4 separate regions of the Homo sapiens genome follow, and regions 2, 3 and 4 are each linked to region 1. Evidence: chromatin contacts called from ENCODE Hi-C or POLR2A ChIA-PET data. All regions are on one chromosome and are shown on one strand. Each heading gives the region's core, a stretch centred on a gene start or an enhancer-like site at or near the end of the contact. The rest is flanking DNA. Distances are from core to core; before and after follow the strand shown. Region 1 overlaps CUL3 (cullin 3). Region 2 holds the start of ACSL3 (acyl-CoA synthetase long chain family member 3). Region 3 has its middle 62 kb from the start of MOGAT1. Region 4 overlaps ACSL3 (acyl-CoA synthetase long chain family member 3).

Region 1 (5,403 bases), core at 306-2,805:
TATGATTTATTGCAGTTTACACAACTTTAGAGAAACATGGGTTTGATTTGTCCAATATCTTGGTAGACAATTCTTAAATGGAAATTATTTTTAAATAAAAAATTTTCACAACTGTGTTTTTCTTGTTAAAATTTTTCAGACCCCTGAGAAGGATTGTTTTTTTGAGACGGTGTCTCACGCTGTCACCCAGGCTGGAGTGCAGTGGCAGGATCTTGACTCACTGCAAGCTCCGCCTCCCGGGTTCATATCATTCTCCTGCCTCAGCCTCCCAAGTAGCTGGGCTACAGGCTCCCGCCACCACGCCTGGCTAATTTTTTTGTATTTTTTAGTAGAGATGGGGTTTCACTGTGTTAGCCAGGATGGTCTCGATCTCCTGACCTCATGATCCGCCCGCCTCGGCCTCCCAAGAAAGATTTTAAGAAAATTTTTACTGTGGTGGAAACTCTGAGCTTTTTAGTAGTGGCTAAGTCCACCAGGTTTTTTGACACCATATCATATGCTTCTCTACCAAATTTATCAGTAATATTTTTATATCTAGAAATGTTTATCTGTACAATTTACTAATTCATATGTTACTGGTGCTGTTTTAGAAGTGTAGTCAGTTACTGGTATCATGGAAAGTATTGAGAAAGTTCTTTAAACTTCGATCTAATTATAATTAGACTTTTTTTCCCCCACTATGATTCTGCAGTAGAAACTTTTTACTACTTTTCTGCTCATTTAAAATTTTTCTATTTCTGTCTTCATTGTGTTAAACCTTTTTAAATCTGTATTTATTTCATGATTTGAAAGTGAACTCTGAAAATATTTTATTACTTGTTAATAGAGGATTACCTTAGTGATTAAATTTGGTAAGGCAAGTTCTAACATGTTCTGACAGACTTGTCATAGAGTTATTTGCCTCTTTTTTTTTTTTTTTTAATTTTAAATGTGAGTTTAACTTTTCAGGGTTTATCTCTAGCTTACTAGCAGAATAAGTATTTAATATTTATAAAGATTTTTTTAACCCTGTTTACATTTGTCTTTTCGTATTCTCTTTTACAGTAGTAGACAAAAACAGTTACAGATGTTCTTAGTATGAGGATAAGAAACTGAAAGAAGAACTATTTAAGAGTTTGATTAACCAGCTTGACAGTTAGCTTAAAAGACCAACTTTCACAGCAATTCACACATTGTTAAACCTTTTTTTTTTTTCCTAAATAAATAGCTACTGCTGGCCATATGTGGGACCAGGCAGAGGATAGATGAATAAGTACTAATAAATAACTATCCTTGGTCTATTAGGAGTAGTAGTAAAAGTACTGAACTACTTTGAGAGGCCGAGGCGGGTCAGGAGTTAGAGACCAGCCTGGCCCAACATGGTGAAACCCCAACTCTACTGAAAATACAAAAATTAGCCGGGCATGGTGGCACATACCTGTAATCCCAGCTACTAGCGGGGCTGAGGCAGGAGGATCACTTGAACCTGGGAGGCGGAAGTTGCAGTGAACCGAGATCGTGCCACTGCACTCCAGCCTGGGCAACAGAGCGAGACTCTGTCTCAAAAAAAAAAAAAAAGAAGTATGAAACTACTGGACTTTAAAGCAAACATGTTATTAAAAGCTCCCTTAAACTTTGTAATAGAACCAGAGGACTTTTGTATTTATATTTATACTAAGCTTTCAGAGTTGAATGTGACCCAAAGGTTAGTTTTAGAATTTGTTCTCAAACACCTGTTTACTCATAGTTACAAATGAAACATTAGATAGGAATGATAAAATAACAATTTTTAAGTTGTTTCTTTCCTTGGGTGCACCATTGATTTTGCCTAGAACCCATTTATCCTAGCTTGCTTTTCTGTAACATAATGACTATTAAAAATATTTACTAAACTTTTTCTTGCAGGTAAATTAAGTAGTAAGAGTTAAGTTGTTTTTTGGACTTAATTTTCACATTTGTTTTTATTTTAACTTTTTATTTGATTTGTTTGTAATGCCACTCCCTGAGTAATGAAACTATTTAGCGCACTTTAAGAGACACCCCTTGACTTTGCATAGGTTTAGCTTCAATAGGAACTGTATTTTTGCATTGTGTGTCTTGACACCTTTGAGCATACTTTTATGTGCTGAATTTGATTTCTTATACATCATTTAACTATTTAGATATGTTGGTAGGGTGAAGAGGAAGAGGCACATCTTTGCCAAGATGGTGGAAGTAGTAATATCTGTGGTCTTGTAGGGCCAAGCATTTTGTTTGTTGGTGTCCTCGTGTCTTCTGGGCATGCAAAGAGCCCTAGGTCTTGAGTAAGCATTTGCAGGAGTTTTCCATGGAGGTCACCTGGTTGAGCTTTCCTTTTCTTGTGGCTTAGAAAGACTCCATCTCTCTCCAGTCCAACTCCTGGAGACCTGCCTGTCCTAGTTGATGTTTTAAAACTGGTGGTGCTTTTGTATTTTTTTATCCAGCCTTTATAGTTGTTGGCAGGGAAGTTGGTCTTAAAAGCTATTTATTTTCAGGACTAGAAGTGGAAATGAGTGGAATAGCATTGTGAGATAGATGTTATGTTACAAATGAAGTGCTTATGTTACAAATGAAGTTGGTTTATCAAGCTTACTGTATGGATGAAGTCAGATGCAGAACCAGCTGTGAAAAGGGGGGCATGAGGTGGGTCCCCACCATTGGCTCCTGTCTCTCACCACAGGTCCACCTAGCTTGTGAAAGTTTTTGCTCATTGCAGGCCTGCTTGGCCAAGGAATAGCAACCCTTGAGAGAGAACTGTAAATAGAGATTTAAAATGTGGTTTATCTCTGTGGTGATGAAACTCACATCCCTTTATGTAAACATAATGCTTGACTCACATTAGGCTTTCGAACATGTTTTTCAGAACATTTTATATTTAAAATGCCTGTTTTTGGCTTTAAAAAGGCAAGTAGAAAAAGCCACCAACTTTCTATCTCTGCTAAGGTCTCTTTAGTAGATAAGTGACTAATGTCAAACTCATACTACATTTTGGTCACTACATTTTGGTCAAAGCCTGGGATTAAGACATTTTAAAATCAGTCTTTAATTTTTTTTTTTTCTCTTTTGGAATGATTTTTAAAATCTTGTTCATACTTTGAGTTTGCTAGTTAGAGGTAACCGGAGCTGGGACTTTTAAAAAATCTTAAAAAATAGACACATAAAAATTAAAACCTCACAAGAATTTAAATGATATTAGAATCATATCATGTGCATATCACAAGTTTACTGTGAATATATGTGTGCATTTCTGTTTAACATATGCACACAAATACTCAAGGGTTATGCATCTGTACCCTTAATTGTACTTGATGGTAATTAATCATACATGTCAGACATTTAATATAAATGATTATTTAGTATTACTATTAATAGTTTTATAGAGCCACACTTAAGTTTCTGTGTTTCTTCTCCATTTATTAGCTCTTTTTTATCTATAATGAAATTTTAGGGTTATCAAGTTTTTCTTAATATTATATGTCATTTAATTATCATCACACATCTTGACAGTCTCAAGTTGAAAGACAAAGGCTTAGCTCTTACACCACAGTAACCCATGGCTTTAAACATTCTGTGTTCTGCCTACACCTTCCAGCTTCAGGTTGATTTTGTCTCTTACCCGAAATGCTTGTGACCATAAGTGTTTTCAGATTTTGCATTTTGGGGGGATTTTGGAATATTTGCATATACATAATGAGAGATTGTGGGGATGGAACCCATGTGCTAAACATAAAATTCATTTATGTTTTATATACACCTTATATACATAGCCCAAAGGTAATTTTGTACAATATTTTAAGTAATTTGTACATGAAATAAAGTTTTGGCTGCAACCCGATGCATGAGGTCAGTTGTGGAATTTACTTGTGGCATCATGTTGATGCTCAGAGTTTCAGAGTTTGGAGAATTTTAGATGTCAGATTTTTGGATTGGGGTGCTCCAAACTATGTATTCTGATCACATGCCTTGGCTTCCTTTACTGAAGCATCATTTTCCTCTATACACAGCATTCCTGAAGAATTCATCAGTTCTGACTGATGTCTTTCTGCCTTTTTGCCAGAGGGCTTAAGATAGCAGACATTGTAGGCCATAAGGTAATAGATTTACCTCCTTTAGTAGCGATACCATCACTATGCTTAAAGTTGGGACAGGGGAAATCCAAGCCATGGGAGACCGATAGCAAATAGAAGGGGAAGAAGTAGTGAAGTGTACATTTATTTGATCCTGCATGTATATTATTTTTTGGTGAGAGGATTTTCATAGGAAATGATATTAATGTTTTAGAGATTATCTTTACCAGCCATTTGTTTTACTGAGGGCCACAATGAATAAGTGACTTAAGGTCACATAGCCAGTTAACAGTAGAGCCAGGATCATATAAAGAATTCCTAACTTCACATCAAATATTATTCTTACTATTAGAGGTTTTTTATTAAAAAATTTACCATAAGTGATAGATCCCCCTTAGAAAAGTTTGATAATTTCCATACAGCCCAGTAATTCCTCTCTTAGAATCCACCCAAGAAAAATGAAAGCATATGTCCACAAAAATATTGTACCCAAATGTTTATAGCCACCTTATTTGTAATAGACAAAAAATGGAAACAACCCAAAGTATCCATCAGCTTATAGATAAGCAAAATGTGGTGTATCCATGCAATGGAGTGCTGTTTAGCCCTAAACAGAAGGAAATACTGTTGTATGTTACAACATTAATAAACCTTACAAACTTTATGCTTAATGAAGGAAATCAGACACCAAAGATTACATATTACAGGATAATTATATGAAATGACCACAAAAGGAAATTTACAGAGACTGAAAGCAGAAGTGAACAAAGGACTTGTCAGAATTGCCAGTACTTTCTATTCTAGCTGCAAATCCCGATAAAAGGTTCTCTCACTACTGTTAGGCTACTTTTCCAGTATAATCTTCCATATTCTTCACTTACCAGTTGAACTTTGTGCTTATTGAAGTTCTGTTGTATTTTTCAAACCTGTGTATTCGAATTGTACTTATTATTAATATATAATTAATATTGTGTAAATTGATAAAATCTTGTGAAAAAAATAAAATTTTTTATTTGGCAAGCTAGATTGGATGCTTTGGAAAGACTTCATAAAAGCAAATGGCTACATACTGGTTTGAATTAAGTGTAGGTAATTTAAGACATTAGAGTGAAAATAGTAAAAAAAAATCTAGAAGGATTTTACATTCAGATTACTTCACAAATGCCTCTAGTTCATGCTTCACCTTAATGAAACTGAGCTAGGAATGCTAGACAATTTATTATGTATGAGTGTTTATAAGTACACTATTTGTTTTCTTTTTGAAATGGGGTCTTGCTGTGTCATCCAGGCTGGAGTACAGGGGCTGGCTCATTGCAGCCTCTGTCTACTGGGTTGAACT
Region 2 (5,699 bases), core at 1,720-4,219, 1.7 Mb after region 1:
GAGATATGCTAGCACTTTGAAAAAAAAAAACCTTAAATTTGAGTATTAGTATACATTAACTGAAATCTCTTTGAAAGCAGTAACTTTGGCAAGTTCATCTTTTTTATTTATGCCACATGGTACCCCTAGGACGGTGTTTTGCATGCAGATGGCCATTAAGTAAATATATTGCAATGTATTATTTGAATTGGCTTCATACATGTTCAACTGAGACATTTATATATTTTTAACAATCTATATTTCCCAATCCAGCCATCAAAAAATGATCTCCTAAGATGATGAGACTTTTAAGTTAAATGACCCTGTGAAGCGTATGCTACAATGGATACTTTTGAGTCATTATGATGCTCGTTGTTTTAAAAGCCTATCACCCTTGGCCTAGCTTTCCTAAAAAAAATCTAAATCCAATATTCAAGCCCAAATCTCACATAAAAGAGTCTTACTCCCCCTTACAGTTCATTTTGAGTGGGAGAAAGTATTAGAGGACTATTTAAGCTTTAAGTACCCTGAAGGCAGACAGAATGACAACTTGTAAAGTTGCCTATCTCATTTTCGTATCTTGCAATGAGAGCCGGGATGACATTCTGAGTATGAAATACACTGTGCAATGAAAAGAATTATTGTTGCTGACAACTTCCCAAACTCTTGCATTATGTACATAATTGCAGGCTCAGATTTCAAGACTGTCCTCTAGCAAAATCTCACCACATCAATTCAAAAAACAGCTCCCTAGACTAGATTTCCATCTACATCACAATCTTGCTCATAATCCTCATTCACACAATACTTTTCCTTCATCGTACCTATCAAACTTGCAACCACCTATCCGTTTGTATGACCATTTGCTTCTTGTCTATTTTTCCCTCTATTCACAGCTGTATTCCCAGCACCTAATAAGGTGCCTGACATATCACAAAAATTAAATGGCTCTAGGTGAGTCAATTAATCAAATGAGGAATGAAACAGTCACTTAACTGGAACCAAACAGCAGGGAAACACAAAAGCAAATGAAACAGACCTCGAGGCTTTAAGATCTGATTCTCACCCCAAACCAGACAGAGGATGATTTTCCCCTTATAATTTGTGCGTTCTTCATTTCTCCCATTCTTCCTTTCTTCCTTCAAGGAGAACATTTTAGACCCTCAGAATATTTAAGCTTTAAGTCACTGAGTCTAAAGCCTTACAAATTCAGTAACTGAGATCCAAAGATACGAGGTGACTTGTCACCTTGACCCTTAGGTCCAATGGACCACTCTGCCCCACACCCAATGTCATCCTACAAAACCAATATTTTTATACAAAAGAGAAACCAGGAAAAGTCTAGAGAGAAAACGCATGCGACAATTAGAAGGCTTACTCATCCCCAAGTGTGAGGAACTGCCCAGAAAAATGCCAGAAAACAAAATCAAGTCTGTGCAAAAGATTCCCATGTCACACCACCTGTCCCCTATAATACCCTTCTAATACACTTTCAGGAGCAACTCATCAGCACCCTTAACTCTCAGAACTAATTTGGGGAAACAAAATAGGTTGATAAACATGAAAGAAGGTATCATCAAACTACAACTCTCCTGGCCACCCAGACTAAAATCCACTGTGGAAACTATTCAGCCAGCCACCAAGGAGAGGCAGCAAAATATAGTGCTTAGATTTCAGAGCTCTGGATTTACACAGGCCTGTCTGAATCCCAGCTTCTTACTAGCTGAGATCTGAGGCAAGCTAAGTCGTCCAATCTGCAGTTTCTCCCGCTGTAAAATGGGAATAACCCCCACCCCAGAGGACTGTTAACAGTGTGAAGACACTGTACATAAAGCTCTCCAAACAGTGCGTGGCATGTAATAAAAGCTCAATAAATGTCAGCTATTTGTCATTCTTTTCAGCTATAATTTCGTTCACAAAGCCTACTGCCTTTCTAGCTTCCATATAATTTTAAAGACATTCCTCCAGCCTTTTCATTTTCGAGGGATCTTTTATACAGCAGCTTAGAGCACACTTTCTAGTATCAGACTTCCTGCGAAAACCATTTGAAAACCTGTGCCTCGGGCTCCTCATCTGTGAAACGAGCCTGATAACACCTACCCCACAGGACTGCTGGTAGTAAGCAGTCCCCGAGTTACCCAACCTATCAACAGTATATGATTAAAACGCACTTGGGGAAAAGCAAAGCTGCAACTCTCAAACCCCAAACGACAGTCTTAATCCCAGTCCCACCACCACGATAGTGCCCAGAACCAATCACCAAGGTCGACCCACCTCACGCACCTAGTTTCTTCTCACCCCACGCAGCAACAGCCCCTCCCGCCCCGCCAAACAAGGGTTTTCCGAAATCGCAGGGCTGAGTCTCCTTCCACGGACACCGCACTGCTGGGGCCGCGGCAGAGCCCTCTTAATTCAAGGGGGTGGCCTCCCCACCCCGCCCCACAGCGCCGGGAGGCACGCAGTGCATCCTCCCTGCCTGGTCAGCGCCGCCCCACGCCGTTCGCGCTGCAGCTCCCGGCTCGCGTGGGCTCAGGGCCGAGGCCCCACGTCAGCCGCTTCCCGGACCCCAGCGGGCCGCCTCCCACCCTGCTCGCCGCTGCTCCTGGTGCCGCGGGCCGCCCGCGCGCACACCCAGCGGTCAGGTGCGGCGCCGACGACAGGGTCCCAGGCCCCGAGGCTGGGGAGCCCCTCGGGCCCAGCCGAACCGCACGCGGAGGCCGCGCCGCCAACCGGCTCCCGCCGCTCCCACAACCGGCGCCGCACTCACCGCTACGCCGGAGTCCGGGTTCCTCCGGCCTCGGGCCCGCGCAGGCCTGGCTGAGCCCCAGAGCGTTCACGCCCCGCGCCGCCGCCCGGGGATCCTGGCGCAGCTGTCGGGGCCGCAATGCGAGGGGACGAACGTATGCGACCCCGTCCAACGCCTCCTCGTCCCGGCCCCGGCCGCGTAGACAACTGCAGTGTCGCAGCCCGGCGCAGCCACAGCAGCGTCTGTTGAGCGGAACCGCCTGGGACGCTCACCCCCGGCCGGCACTCGTTGCCTATGCAGAGAGGCTGCCACCCATTGGCCCGCGAGCGGTGGCGCGTGCGGGGCTGGGCCTATCGAATTCGGGCCGGGGAGCGCGGCGCTGGCGGCCCGGGGCGGGGCGAGGTTACTACGGGTCATTCCGCGGAGCCGCCGCGGACCGGACCTGGCTGCAGTCTGCGCGGGGCGGGGGCGGGAACGGGGTCGACCAGGAGGGACGGACCGCGGGTGGGGGAGGGGAGCGGGGATCTGCGGCAGCGACGTGGGAGGAGCGGCTAGCCCAATAGGGTCTGCAGGAGCTCCGTCCCTCCAGGAAAAAACACCCCTCCACCAAAAAAAAAAAAAAAAAAATTACAGTCGCACAATTATTGCTGTAATGTATAAATTTCAATATAAATTATGAAATAGTATGCATATTCTTTTTCGTTTTTAACTGGATTAGTTATCCCGTTCTTGCAGAAATTGCTGTCAAATCCTGCCAAATAAAATGGCTTTTGGAACTGCCTGGGGCAAGAAGAGCCTCAAAAACTCAAAGCTTATCCATTATCATTTCTCTTGTTTTGGCCTCACTTGACCTAGCATATAACCCGTTTTCCTCTAAATGCACTCACCATGCAAATTTGCTATTTCTTTTCAAAAAATAAAGTTTACTCCAAATTATTGTTTTTGAACGTTCTTAGGAATCCACAGTGGTTCTGTATTTTAAGGAGTTTGCCATTGTTTCTCGTTTTAGACACTAAACAAGGATAAGAAAGAAAGCATCCAGTGCAGGTAGTAGAACTACATGTACTGTAAGAGAGAAGATTTTCACTCACCCAGTACTAGTAGGATTGGTCTCTTTTTTTAACCCAACATATTGTTTAGTTTGCCTGTGAACTTTTCCTTAAGTAGGTGAAAGGTTGCCTTCCTGAGCCAGCCTCAGGCTAAAGCAGGCCTCATTTCCCAAGAGAATCAAAATCAGGAAGCCGCCAGAACTTGAACTAGGTGGAGCGATGATGCACCAAGCAAAGAGAGCTCACTCACCGTGGGCCAAGGGCCAATCGAGAACCTAAAGGGATGGATACCTGACTCAGGCAAACTGTTCTCCCACTTCAAAATATGGCAGTTCAGTTGCTCATTAATCTGTTGAAATCTTATCAAAGGATACATCCTGAAGATAAATGGAATGCAGAATTTCTTATCTGAAAAGACATTCGCAGCTCTGCAGAGAGAAGCAGGCTTTAGAAGTAGTACTTCTAGAACCATGAAATCCTCTGGAAAATACTGGTTTTTTTCCGAGAGAAGAAAACTAATATTGCACCTTTTTATCTATCCATAAGCCTAAAACAGACTAGAAGAATTCCAACAATATCTTTCTTCATTATCTTTATATTATGGAATATATATTATGGATATGGACCTATATTTAAAAGAAAATGGTCCTGGGAATTAAAATTCTAAATTCTCATCTTGTTTGCTGTTTAACAAGCTAAGTAGAAATACATAGAGATACTTCAGAGACATTGTGGGTTTGGTTCCAGACCACTGACACTTAAAGGGAATATCAAAATTAAGTGAGTCACATGAATTGTTTGGTTTCCCAGTAAATATAAAAGTTATGTTCGCCGGGAGCGGTGGCTCACGCCTGTAATCCCAGCACTTTAGGAAGCCAAGGCAGGCGGATCACCTGAGGTCAGGAGTTCGAGACCAGCCTGACCAATATGATGAAACCCTGTCTCTACTAAAAATACAAAAATTAGCCAGGCGTGGTGGCATGCGCCTGTAATCCCAACTACTCGGGAGGCTGAGACAGGAGATCGCTTGAACCTGGGAGGCGAAGGTTGCAGTGAGCCGAGATCGTGCCATTGCACTCCAGCCTGGGCAACAAGAGTGAACTGCATCTCAAAAAAAAAAAAAAAGTTATGTTCATACTATAAAGCGTGCAATAGCATTATATTTAACAAAACAATGTACATATCTTAATTTAAAAATACTTTATTGCAAAAAAAATGCTGGCAATCACCTGAGTCTTCAGCAAGTTGTAATCTTTTTTGCTGGAGGAGGGTCTCACCTCAGGGTTGATGGCTGCTAACTGATCAAGGTGATGGTTGCTGAAGGTGGGGATGGCTGTAACAATTCCTTAAAATAGACAACAATGAAGTTTGCACCATAGGTTGACTCTTCCTTTCACAATTTCTCTGTAGCATGTAATGCTGCTTCATAGCATTTTGCCCACTGTTAAACTTCTTTCAGAATTGGAGTCAATTATCTCAAATCGCCGAGCGTGATGGCTCAAGCCTGTAATCCCAGCACTTTGGGAGGCCGAGGCAGGCAGATCACGAGGTCAGGAGTTCGAGACCAGCCTCGCCAACATAGTGAAACCCCATCTCTACTAAAACTACAAAAATTAGCTGGGCATAGTGGCACGCACCTGGAGTCCCAGCTACTCAGGAGGCTGAGGCAGAATCGCTTGAACCTGGGAGGCAGAGGTTGTAGTGAGCTGAGATCGCATCACTGCCCTCCAGCCTGGGCAACAGAGCGAGACTCCATCTCAAAAAAATAAAAAATAAAAAAATCCTCTCAAACCTTGCCACTGCTTTATCCACTAAGTTTATGTAATATTCTACATCCTTTCTTGATATTTTAACAGTGTTCACAGCATCTACACCAGGAAGAGATTCCATCTCCAAAGACCACTTTGTTTATCCATATGAAGCAA
Region 3 (5,889 bases), core at 1,232-3,731, 1.8 Mb after region 1:
GTGTCCAAGGAACTGAGATGACACCAAGAGGAGGCACTTGGCAGATGCTAAAACTGGAAGGACCTTGGGTGATGATGTAATAACGACTTCAATCCCTTCACTGTGCAGAGGAGGAAACTGATATTCAGAAGCCCAAGGGATGTGGCCAAGTTTCCACAGTTTGCTAATCACAGAGCTGGGATTACAGTTCAGGTGCCCTAATTCCAGGTTCAGTCAGAAGCATTAATTTGGAAATAATTGTCATGTTAATGGAAGATTGTCTATTTACTAAACCAAGGACCTAGCATCCCCTCTGAAACAGCATATTACTTCTAATTTCTGCTTCTACCCATTAATAATAATGAAACAGTATTTTGTTCATTTTTCCCCCTATTTATTCAGGTTCTTTATGAAACAATACATCACTTCTTAATTCTATTTTATCAGTTAGCAGTAATGATTGGCTGATTTTTTTCTTGCATTCAGCATGATATTCAGAAGCATTAGGAGTAGGAACATCATTTAGATACAGCCCCTGACTTCAAAAAGCTAAAAATCCAGAAGAGAAAATAAGACATGTTCACACATCATTATAATGTAGGGTAGATCTTGATGCCACCATGAGAGAGCCACCATTGACACCAGGTTCCCGAGGAGCCAGGTCACCTCTGCTTGGGTGAAGGGGAAAGCAGGAAAATGTATTCTGACTTTACAAAGCTTTAGAGAAATAAAGTCTGGAGTTCATTAAAAACTGTTCAAATCTTTGGGCAAGGAAAAGCATATAAGCTGCAAGGGAAAAATAAGCAATTTCCTTAAAGCCCCCCAAACAATCATTGTTTAACCACAAGGCACATTTTTTAAATTGGATACTGAGATTTTTAGAAGACTTAAGCAATACTCTGGGCAAATATCTATAACTGCACTCAAGTTGACATCCATTACACCTACACTTAGACTAATGTTAAAACACTTTAAAAAATTCAGTTCCCTCTAAACTGATACCTTTTGCTGTCATGGTTTCAGTTGCAGCTATAATTGTGTAAGGATCTGCTGAAATGACAGCGTTACATGTTTTTAATGAGGCTTGATGGTTTGTGATAGAATAAATACTTCAACATAAAACCAAATTCAATTTTATTAAGTTATAACTTACATACAGTAAAGTGAGGGGGTTTTTTTGGTTTTGATTTTGGTTTTTTGTTTGTTTTAAGACAGGATCTCACTCTGTGACCCAGGCTGGAGTGCAGAGGTATGGTCACAGCTCCCTGCAGCCTCAGGCATCTGGGCTCAAGTGATCCTCCTGCCTCAGCCTCATGAGTAGCTGGAACCACAGACACACACACACACACATGCCTGGCAATTTTTTACAGAGATAGAGTCTATGTTGCCCAGGCTGGTCTTTTTCTTTTTCTACTTCTTTTTCTTTTTTTTTTTTTTTTTTTTTGAGACAGAGTCTCACTCTGTCACCCAGGCTGGAGTGCGGTGGCACGATCTCGGCTCACTGCAACCTCCACCTCCTGGGTTCAAGTGGTTCTCCTGCCTCAGCTTCCTGAGTAGCTGGGATTGCAGGCGCACACCACCATGCCAGGCTAATTTTTGTATTTTTAGTACAGACTGTCTTGAACTCCTTAGACCTGGGCTGAGTAGCTCACACCTATAGTCCCAGCCTCCCAAAGCGCTGGGATTACAGATATGAGTTACTTAGCCCAGCTCTAAGTGTGTTTTGATGAATGGAACACTTTCTGTTGTGATCCTCACAGTTAGCTATTAGCACACTAAAGAGCTGCAAAACTGAACAGAGAGAAGCTGTCTAGGAATCAGTAATAATAGAAACCAAACATTTCAGCACATCCTGTGTGCTCAGGCAGTAGAGTTTGCTATTTACATGAATAACCTCAACTACTTCTTTCATTCCTACAGAAAAGGCACTTTTATAATCCCTACTTTACAGATGGAGAACCTCCAGCTTGGAGAGAAGTTTCTTGGCCAGGGTCACACATCCAGGAAGCGGCTTCCAAACTGGACTCTCCCTGAGCCAGCTCTACTAACTTGGGGGAGAATTTCGTCCCTTTCTTGCCTCTGTCACTAACTGGTTTTGTGATTTGGGGAAATGGATTCATCCTGGAGAAGGCTGGACTAACCCTCTGGTCCCCAGATGCCTCTAGTTCTCTTCCAGATCCCCACCATCCTGGTTCACAAGTGGAAATAAAACATTCTGACCAGTAGTAGCCCCAGGGCTGAAAGTCTCAGACAAACAGCTCTGGAAGTTAAAGAAACAAGCAGAAATGCCACATATGCTGGGACATAGCCCAGATTGCTCCCACGCAAACTCTTCCTTCTTTTTCCCACCCTGAGCAGCTGGCACAGTGGCCAGTACAATGCCATCGAGCAAAGTTCAGGAGGCTAAAGAAACACATGGTGAGGAAGTACATTCGGCCCCAGGCCAGCAGAACAATGTGGCCTCTATCTTCTGTTCTGGCTTCTCTGGTCTTGTCACATCTTCACAAACCATGAACAAAGAGATTTGAGTTGGCTGAGCCACCCTCGTTCTCCTGGCTTACATCACATCACCCCATTCGCTTCCTCCTCCCGCCACCCCCTCTCAGCAATGAAAGTCGACCATTGTCAGGTACGCTCAGAGGAAAGTGTATAATGAGAATGGGGAGCTGGGAATAATAAGGATGCTTATTCTCTGCAGCAGGAGAGTGAGTCTGGAGCCCTAGTTCCAAATTCTGACTCTGCTACCAAATGGCTGTACGGATTGGGGCGCTGAGATTTAAATCTCAATTTCTGCATTTGGAAGATGAGATTAATAATAACTTCAGAATGCTTCTGTGAAAACCAAGAGAGAGAGAATGCACATAAATGCCATAAGTAAATCCCAGAGTATGGCTTCCTGGCATATTTGACTTGACAGCACTGTGAGGAAAGGATTAGATTTGCACAGTGATTTGGGTAAACAGGTAAAGAGGCCCAGAGGGAGTTTTCACTGCTCTGGGACTCTGGTAGCCCTAGAGACTCCTGCTACTCCAGTCCTCTCTTGCTAACCCCCAGGATTGAGGGGTCAAAAATTCATCGCACTTGCAACATCTGTGTGTCAAGGCACACCTCTTCAGGGGCTCCATTATAAACTGTCTTACAAAAGTATGAATTGAATGGAATGATCACATTGATGTGAGTAAATCATTTTACCTCCCTTCACTCAATACTGCCTAATCACTGAGACCACGATATCATTTGTAAAAATAACCCAATGGCATATTCGGACCAATGGTGAGAGTAGGGATGCTTTTGGTTGCAAACATCAGAAAACCAGATTGATCTTGGCTATATTGCTCTTGCATAACAGGGACACCTAAGTTAGTTACTGGTGTTTGTTTGGGATATATCGATGCCAGGGTTTTGGACTGTTGTCTTCATAACTCCTTTGGAATTGCCCTCATGGTTTGCTAAGATGACCACAGACAGCTCCAAAATGATATCATCACACTGTTCAAAAGCAGGATGCAGAATCTTTCTCCTTGTGCACTAACCTCCCATCAGGCAGGAGGAAACATCTAGAAGCCCCTAAGCAGACTCCCTTATATCTCATTGGCCAAAACTAGGTCACATGGGCATTCTTGGCTGAGAGGAAGACAGAGAAAGCAAGTATCCAACTCGTTTAATGGGACACCAGCTGGGGGGATGGGAGGGGGTTTTCTGAGGAGTCAATTACTAGTGTTTGACTAAAGCTATGCAAAGTATTTCTGTTATAACTTAAAAAGAAAAGTCTCATTTCCAGATATTATCCAAACAAACTGACTTCCTATTATTCAAGTATATAAACAAAATTTTAAAAACCAGAGGATCTGCAGTTTCTACAACACCTGCCAACCCTCTACAGACATTTGGCAGCTTGGCCTATAACAGTTTGCTCAGATTTCTTAAAATAGGAATTCCCACTTTCCCCCAGGAAAGTTCCAGGATTCTTTCAAATGTCTCAGGTCTTAAGTCCAAGTTTCCTTTAAATTGCCTTTTCGCCCTAGTGCTTCGACAGTAATCTCACACTGATCACGTCATATAGAGGCTTCTACTACATTTATATCTCAACATCTTCTTGGAAGATAGTCTTTAAAATATGAAGTAGTATTTTTTGTTATTTTAAAGTATAAAATGTCAATATTAAAACCAATAAAAATATTAAAATATATTTTAACATCATCATGGGCATGGATGAATCAATCAAACAGTCCTAGCTTATAATGAAAACCAGCAGTCTTCTGCCTCACCTTCCAATCCTGCTTCCAGCGTCAGTAATTTTCAACTCCTTTTGCTTTTTCTATATGTCTACATTGCATGCTTAAACTGCTGCTTCTTCACTTTTTAATTTTAGACCTCATCTGTTAGCACTCTCCCATGCAACAGGAGGATTTGACTCCCTCGCATTCTTGCACCTATTTTTCTCCTCCACCCATCATCTCCATGTAGTTATGTCACTTTCTTTTTTTAATAAATGTTCCTTTTTACATTACATTCTGTTCTTGTTTTACTGTTGTAAAATTTTATCTTTCCAAAAATATCAATGACCATTTTCTGAAGTTTTCTCCTGCTATCTTCATCTCTCCCATGTTCCTTGTTTGGTATATTCTCTCCTGTTGAAGCCTTTCTTGAAATGTCTGGTGATTCCTGGATGTCCATTACTGTCACTAAAAGCTGAGTGGCAGCTCTGTGTGAAAAGACTGTTGGTGGGCTTCACTATGGTGTGGCAGATGGGGACCTACAGAAATTGGAACCTGGCAGGTCTTCCCTCTTCTGTTGGTCAGTTTCCCCAGAGAGGAACTCACCAGTCTCCCATTGGAGGAATATAAAAGTGGCTGCCTAGGATCATGGGAACCTAGTGTGGGAAGGGGACTAAGGAATTTACCATCTAATAGGAAGTTCCACTGAATCTGCTTTAAGGGCACTTCACCACCCCCATCCCCTTGGTTGAGCCTGGTGTCCCAGAGCTCAGAGGTTCCCTAAAATTTCCAAGAGCAAAGCTCCGGTGCCTATCCAGGTAGAGGGTGACTATGCTCCAGGAACTAGGGCAGGAAATCTGAGAGCCTGACTGCTACTTCAAGGGACTTCCCATTCCTCTCTCTGGATTTTCCCTCCACCCTCAACCTTCAGTTAGGTGGTGCCTTCCATAGCTCAGCTTCTCCCAGGTTCTGCAGTGGGAATCAGCTTACTCCTTACCGGACTTTCCCCTTCAATTCTCTCTGGCATTAAGTTTCTGCCTGTTCTGCTCTGCCAGGTCAGTTTCCACTTGTCCTTCTGTTTTCCATTTTGCAAAATAGTGTTGACATCACTTTCTCCTCTTACTCATCTCCTGTTCTCTTTGGGACTTTCTTACTTTTGACCATTTTTATTCCTTTATTTACGGAGTTTCGGGAAGGAATAAATATTAGTGCAGGCACTCAATTTATGATGTTTAACTGAAAGTAATGAATGTTTAACTTTAGGTGTCTAATTTTAGCTCAGCATATGCCCACCTACCTCTGTGTGTGTGTGTGTGTGTGTGTGTGTGTGTGTGTGTGTATTTAGAGAGTCAAGGCAAAAATTTTTATGTCTTAGGTTAAAGAAAGACTACACTTTCCAGATTTCTTGCAGCTTGCTGCCATGTGGCTAAGTTTAGGCCAATATAATGAAAGTGGAAGTGGTGTGTGCCACTTCTGAGCCTTGGCCTTAACATACAACTCAGTGCTTCTCTGGTCCTTTCCTTCCGTTTTCCCTGTGGGCTGCAATGTGGATGTGGTAGCAGCCAGCTTCAGCTCAACAAAGACAACACCCTAGGGGCTGGTGAACAGCAGGATGGAAAGGACTTGGGTCTCTAAATGAACACGTGAAGCAGAGCCACCCACCATCCTGGACCATTCGCCTCCAGACTATTAG
Region 4 (5,381 bases), core at 840-3,339, 1.6 Mb after region 1:
GGCTGAGGCAAAAGGATCACCTGACCCCAGGAACTCAAGGCTGCAGAGAGCTATGATCATACCACTACACTCCAGCCTGGGCAAGAGTGAGACCCTGTCTCAAAATACACACACACACACACACACACACACACACACACACACACACACGTACACACACACCTTCCACCCTTCCTTCTCTCTACTTACAGGTGGTAATCTTGTCTCCTACTGAAAACCTCTTTAAGCACTAGGACTTGTTTTACTTTCACTATTTAGAAATATTTCAAAATTACACACATTCCTGTCTTCTTCAGTAAAGTACACCTGGCTTCATTTAACCATTCTCTCTGCAACTGAAGATCACTATGAAAAAATTATTCTGAGGGGAGCCACAGAGTAAAAATATTCAAGAGATCTGGATAGTTGTAATAATCATGATAATGATAATGAGGGTAACTAACCTTTATTAGTGCTTACTACATGCTAAGGACACGGCAAGTGTTAACTTATTAAACTCTTACCATACCTGTAAAAAACTGTTACTATTATTATCCCTATTTTACACATGAGAATATGGAGATGTAGAGTAAATATAACTTGTTCAAAATCATGTAACTAATAAGTAATGGGACTAGAATATGAACCCAGGCAAACTCATTCCAGAGATTAAGCATAAAATCACAATGCTTCAACTGCACTGTAGAAAGAAGTCCGGGTCTTATTAAGCAGGTGAGTAAGGTGGCCTGATTAACAATTGTGAAAAATCATTTTTATGCTGTGTGTGAGTGAATTACAGTTGGGGGCAAGTGTGGAAGCAAGGAGGCCTGCTAAAAAAAAGGCGGGGGGAGGCTGTAAGGGATGTAAATCAGACACCCCTGATTTTTTGGCTTCAACAATTTGGTATGCAGCAGTGCCTTTAATAAATAGGATGAAAGGAGAGGGACAGTTTGGAAGGGGAAACTAAGAGAAGAGTAATATAATAACCAACCCACAAATCCCAGCCAAGAGACTGACCATAATTTGTTACATATAGCATGATGCAAATGTCCTAATAAATCAGAAAATAAGTTTTATACACATACACAAACAGGGTAAAAAAATGTGACTAAGAAATAACACAAAAGACGGCATTAAGAAAGAGGAAAAGAAAGCTAAGTCAACTTACAAGGACATAAATGAGTGTTTCTATTATCTTTTTGGATCAATTTAGAAGGAATGTCATAGTGAAGTCTTCTCTAAGCACCATATTACATAATCCCTCATTCTCTTCTTATTTTTATAAAATATCTAAGAAAAAATCAAGTGTTTCTGATGGCTCACAAAGTATATGAGCCAGCTTGTACTCTTTTCTGTTTCTATTTTTAGTCTTTGCAGCTTTGTTCTATTTCAGGTATACATGTATTTTAAGGTTGTCCTGAAATCATTTCACTGTTCATTTCAAGACGACGTTAGTGCAATGCATTTACTGCTGGGAACACTGGAATCAGGTGATGCTGACACAGGTTCCAGCTCTTAACTCTGCTACAGTTTTATAAAACCATATGAAACTTAAAAGGACCCTGAAAAGGCCTGCCAAGCAACCAAGTGCCTTTTGTTTTTCTGTCCCCCAAGGAAGAATCTGGTCGTAGTGAAGCTGGTGGCTACTCTACCTTGGACACAACGAGAGCAGGGTCATCGCCACTGCCTTTTTTCATCCACTCATCCTCCCCTCAGGACCTCAAAATAGACTGTTGGGATAAGATGGAAACAAAGCTTCAAAGTTCATTAATTTGAAATAAGGCTTGTGCATCTTTCCTTCAACCATATCAGATACAACATTCTGGGGTTAATCCCCAAAAGTCTTACTCAAAAAATATTTTAAATATTGCTACAACATTCGTTTTCTTTTCCAGTTGAAGATTATCTTCAAATATGGAAACTATTTAATGAAGACACACTTCACTGAGCTTGATCAGCTAGCAGGCACTAATAGCAGAAAGTACACAGCTTAACCCACCAGTTGTGAAAGTTCCCCTTTTCAACACCCTAGGCAGATGCTGCTACTGATGCAATGCAATGGGTGTAACAAGAAACCAAGAGAGGGGAAAACGAAAAAGGCCTAGCATGTTTAACATGCAGCTGAGATACCCACTCTGCAGTCTGCAGATCACTGCCACAGCTGCAACACAGAATGAACAGAAACTAAAGCCTCAGCTAACCAGCGACACTGCACACTTTCTTCTTGAGTATGGCCAAGAGAAACTACTTGTTTCATTTATTATATGCAAAATCTAAAAATTAATTCTACTTTCCCAATGAACCTAAAGAAAACTATAACATGTTCCCAAGACACAGTCTAGACACAGCCTTCTGAACAAAGTTTGATGAACCACAAATGCCAATTTCATAGCAAATGCTAGTAGGCAGATCTTCTGACATATAGAAATTCAAAACCTCCTTTTACTAACTAAATAAAACTTCACAGTAATGAACTATAGACAGAAAAAGTTGCTAAAAAACAGTCTGTCTCACCTAACTTTTATGAGTTCAAATACTTCATACTTTGTTGAATAATCATTGAATACAAAGGCACTATGGTTAAGATAAGCAGGAAAGAGCCACATACACTTACACACGCACATTTAGGAAACAACTATCATAGCTCTAGGATTTTATTTTGTCCAGTTATACTGATACACGAATTAGGAAGAAATTTCATATTCACCACATAAGCTTTTCTTCTTTTTACACAATTGAGAACTAGTTTGCTGCTGTACATACCGAATGACGACTGAAAGACAATACTAGCCACATTAAAATGAATAAAATATGTGTGGGATACCGGAGAAAAACGAAGCTTCCTGAAACATAAGACTTCTGTATATATGCTTAGACTAAAAGAGAATCCAACCTTTGAATTCAAATAGCATATCAAAGACAAAAAAATGAATCTATAAGCAGATAGAAAAGTAGAAAACTTTTGCACATAAAAATGTACTGTTTTCAGTACCTTCTCATAACTACCCGATTTCTCAAAAACAGACTCAAGAACAGAGTGCCATAAAAAGCTGTGCTGGTTGGGCGCTGTGGCTCATGCCTGTAATCCCAGCACTTTGGGAGGCCGAGGTGGGCGGATCACCTGAGGCTGGGAGTTCGAGACCAGCCTGACCAACATGGAGAAACCTTGTCTCTACTAAAAACACAAAATTAGCCGGACGTGGTGGCGCATGCCTGTAATCCCAACTACTCGGGAGGCTGAGCCAGGACAATCACTTGAACCCAGAAGGCGGACGTTGCGGTGAGCTGAGACGGCACCATTGCACTCCAGCCTGGGCAACAAGAGTGAAACTCCATCTCAAAAAAAAAAAAAAAAAAAAAGGCAGTGCCAGATATGTAAATATGACAAAAGCAAACTTCATTATGATAAAATGTTTTGGAAATTACAATCCATAGGCTGGAAAAGAAAAATCAAACATGCTTAACTCATGATTTCAATTTCTAGAAATGTGCTATTAACTTCAGCGAGATCTTAAATAGAAAAAAATTCAGTTTTTTCTAAGTCTGCAAAAGAAATAGGGAATATGTCTTAAAAATAAGGTGACCACATAACTATCCAAACTAGGGCACTTTTGAGACTGTAAGGGGGCACTATTAATGTCACAGCAACAAGTATAAATCAGGATGGTTTCAGATAAAACAAGATACACAACTACTCTATTTAAACGTGAGGAAATTTACATATTCTGTTGTCAAGTTAAAATGTTTTTAGTTTCTAGGAATTACTGACATCAACTTGCTTGGCATCTCCTTCATGTTTTGAGGAAAATGATGTATGAAATTTGTTTAAGTGGCAAAATTAATGGGCCATATATAGAGGAGGTTAAGCAACATCCCTCTGGCCCTCCAGTAAAAGAGGAGCTCTGAGTTTTTCATTCCATAGTTGCAGTTATTTGGACTCTCCTTCAAGAGTTGACGGTTTCCTTGTAACTGACAGGAAAAAAAGCCAGTTGGGGATCAAAGTAGCTGGAAATGGTTAAAAGATATTAAACCTATTACCTAACCAAATTATCAACCAACTACACATCACTTCACTGTACCCCCTCTAAAAAATACTTTATCTTCAATTTTTAACTTACTAGAGTTTCAAGAACTGCTCATAAGGAAGTCACATATCCAAGTTCATAAACGGCATTCTCACGCCATTTCTATACTACCAGTGAAACACACTATTCCACGATCTAATTTTCCTCATTGAATTTTCTACTATAATTTTCCTCATTGAATTCTCAAGATAATAGTAATCTAATAATAAAAGCTAGAGCATTTACATTAAGTGCCACAAATTGTTCTAAGCACATTGCAGATATATACACACACACTCAATCCTCACAAGCATGAAAGCTGTGATCAGTGAAGAATGGAGGGTATGAGTTCTGGAGCCAGAAGGCCTGGATTCCAGTCCCAGCTTCCCTAGCTGTAGTGTCCCTGGGGTAGGTTACCTCAACTATCTGTGCCTCAGTGCTGTCATCTGTAAAGTGAAAATAATAACAACTAACTCATAGGGTAACTGTGAGTCTTAAGATGATATATGTAAAGCTCTTAGAACAGCTTGGCTCTTGAGTGTCAGTAATGATCATTATCTTCATATTACAGAAAAAGAAACTGAGGCGAATTAGTTAACCTACTTTTCCAGGGTCAGAAAGCCAGTTAAGTGGCAAAGCCAAGATTCAGACCTATAGTCTGGGTCTGGAGTCCAGGCTCTTAATCGCTGTTACACTGCCTCTGAGAACATCTTGCCCGTTGTTTCAAATCAACAATGGCAGGTTTCTCCATATTTCTGAAAAGAAATGTTTTAAGAACCATGCAACTGCCACAGCCAAAGTACAAAGACATGAAGCACTCACTGCAACCCACATCTAAGCCACATTTAACACAGCAGGTCCCACCCCAAAACCTGGAGCCATTTCCAGCACCCAGCTGCTCTAGAGACAGGGAGTATGGTTTCATACTCAAAACTGCCCTAGACATTCCAAACCCTGGTAGACACTGGGGAAGAGCTCCACACCACTGGGTTGCGATGTCCTTCTGAAAACTCAGAACATATCAGTGCTGGTAAGTACAGGAAGAAATTAGAAGGTAGTCTAGCCCCCTTCCTACACTGCTTCTCCTTCAACAGCGAATTCTAATGGAGGCAGGCTGTGCTTGCCCTTTACTTCATTTCTAACAGGATATTTTATTCGAAAGAATTCAAAGGCAATGAAAGATCATCTTACCTTTTTAAAAATTTTTCCATTTGGTTGTACTTCATCTTCCTCATTTAAAACTTCACGTGTTCCCAAGAGTCTTTTGTTCTTAAATTTGTTTTTTGCATATGTAAAAACTTTATCTAAAGTATCACATCCAGGGTATAATACTGAAGC

What was found. Hi-C counts contacts between places; a loop is a spot of excess contacts on that map. ChIA-PET counts read pairs that join two places held with the same protein, here RNA polymerase II (POLR2A). Pooled maps may share reads with other maps.
Region 2: a loop to region 1 is called in a map with no recorded cell type, with 7 times the contacts of the local background. The contact joins the promoter of ACSL3 here to the enhancer-like site in region 1. A Hi-C loop is called at or near these places in 1 of 37 single-sample maps with no recorded cell type and 3 of 50 pooled maps. POLR2A ChIA-PET finds 5 or more read pairs at or near these places in 2 of 52 experiments (CD4-positive, alpha-beta T cell and PC-9).
Region 3: a pooled map shows a loop between it and region 1 (4-fold over the local background). The contact joins two enhancer-like sites. A Hi-C loop is called at or near these places in 2 of 37 single-sample maps with no recorded cell type and 3 of 50 pooled maps.
Region 4: a map with no recorded cell type shows a loop between it and region 1 (9-fold over the local background). The contact joins two enhancer-like sites. A Hi-C loop is called at or near these places in 2 of 37 single-sample maps with no recorded cell type and 4 of 50 pooled maps. POLR2A ChIA-PET finds 5 or more read pairs at or near these places in 1 of 52 experiments (OCI-LY7).

What each region holds. Positions count from the first base shown.
Region 1 is chr2:224,517,588-224,522,990 of GRCh38, reverse strand. The region is part of intron 3 of CUL3 (cullin 3); the gene reads left to right. Among named protein-coding and RNA genes, the nearest start is that of CUL3, 65 kb to the left of the region's middle. RefSeq lists a silencer at 1,264-1,333. Within about 2 kb of position 1,555, at least 5 of the 41 ENCODE cell types and tissues checked have a DNase peak (open chromatin) inside an H3K27ac peak, as active enhancers do; they include OCI-LY7, where a contact is called at or near this core.
Region 2 is chr2:222,858,306-222,864,004 of GRCh38, reverse strand. It overlaps ACSL3 (acyl-CoA synthetase long chain family member 3), which reads right to left and starts at 2,969. Exons shown (of 17, transcript NM_004457.5): 1 at 2,747-2,969. RefSeq lists silencers at 2,474-2,843, 2,914-3,243 and an enhancer at 2,960-3,254.
Region 3 is chr2:222,730,688-222,736,576 of GRCh38, reverse strand. No RefSeq gene overlaps it. Among named protein-coding and RNA genes, the nearest start is that of MOGAT1, 62 kb to the right of the region's middle. RefSeq lists a silencer at 2,193-2,487 and an enhancer at 5,801-5,889. Within about 2 kb of position 2,481, at least 7 of the 41 ENCODE cell types and tissues checked have a DNase peak (open chromatin) inside an H3K27ac peak, as active enhancers do.
Region 4 is chr2:222,909,004-222,914,384 of GRCh38, reverse strand. ACSL3 (acyl-CoA synthetase long chain family member 3) reads right to left here. Exons shown (of 17, transcript NM_004457.5): 4 at 5,235-5,381. Among named protein-coding and RNA genes, the nearest start is that of ACSL3-AS1, 7.9 kb to the left of the region's middle. Within about 2 kb of position 2,089, at least 6 of the 41 ENCODE cell types and tissues checked have a DNase peak (open chromatin) inside an H3K27ac peak, as active enhancers do; they include OCI-LY7, where a contact is called at or near this core.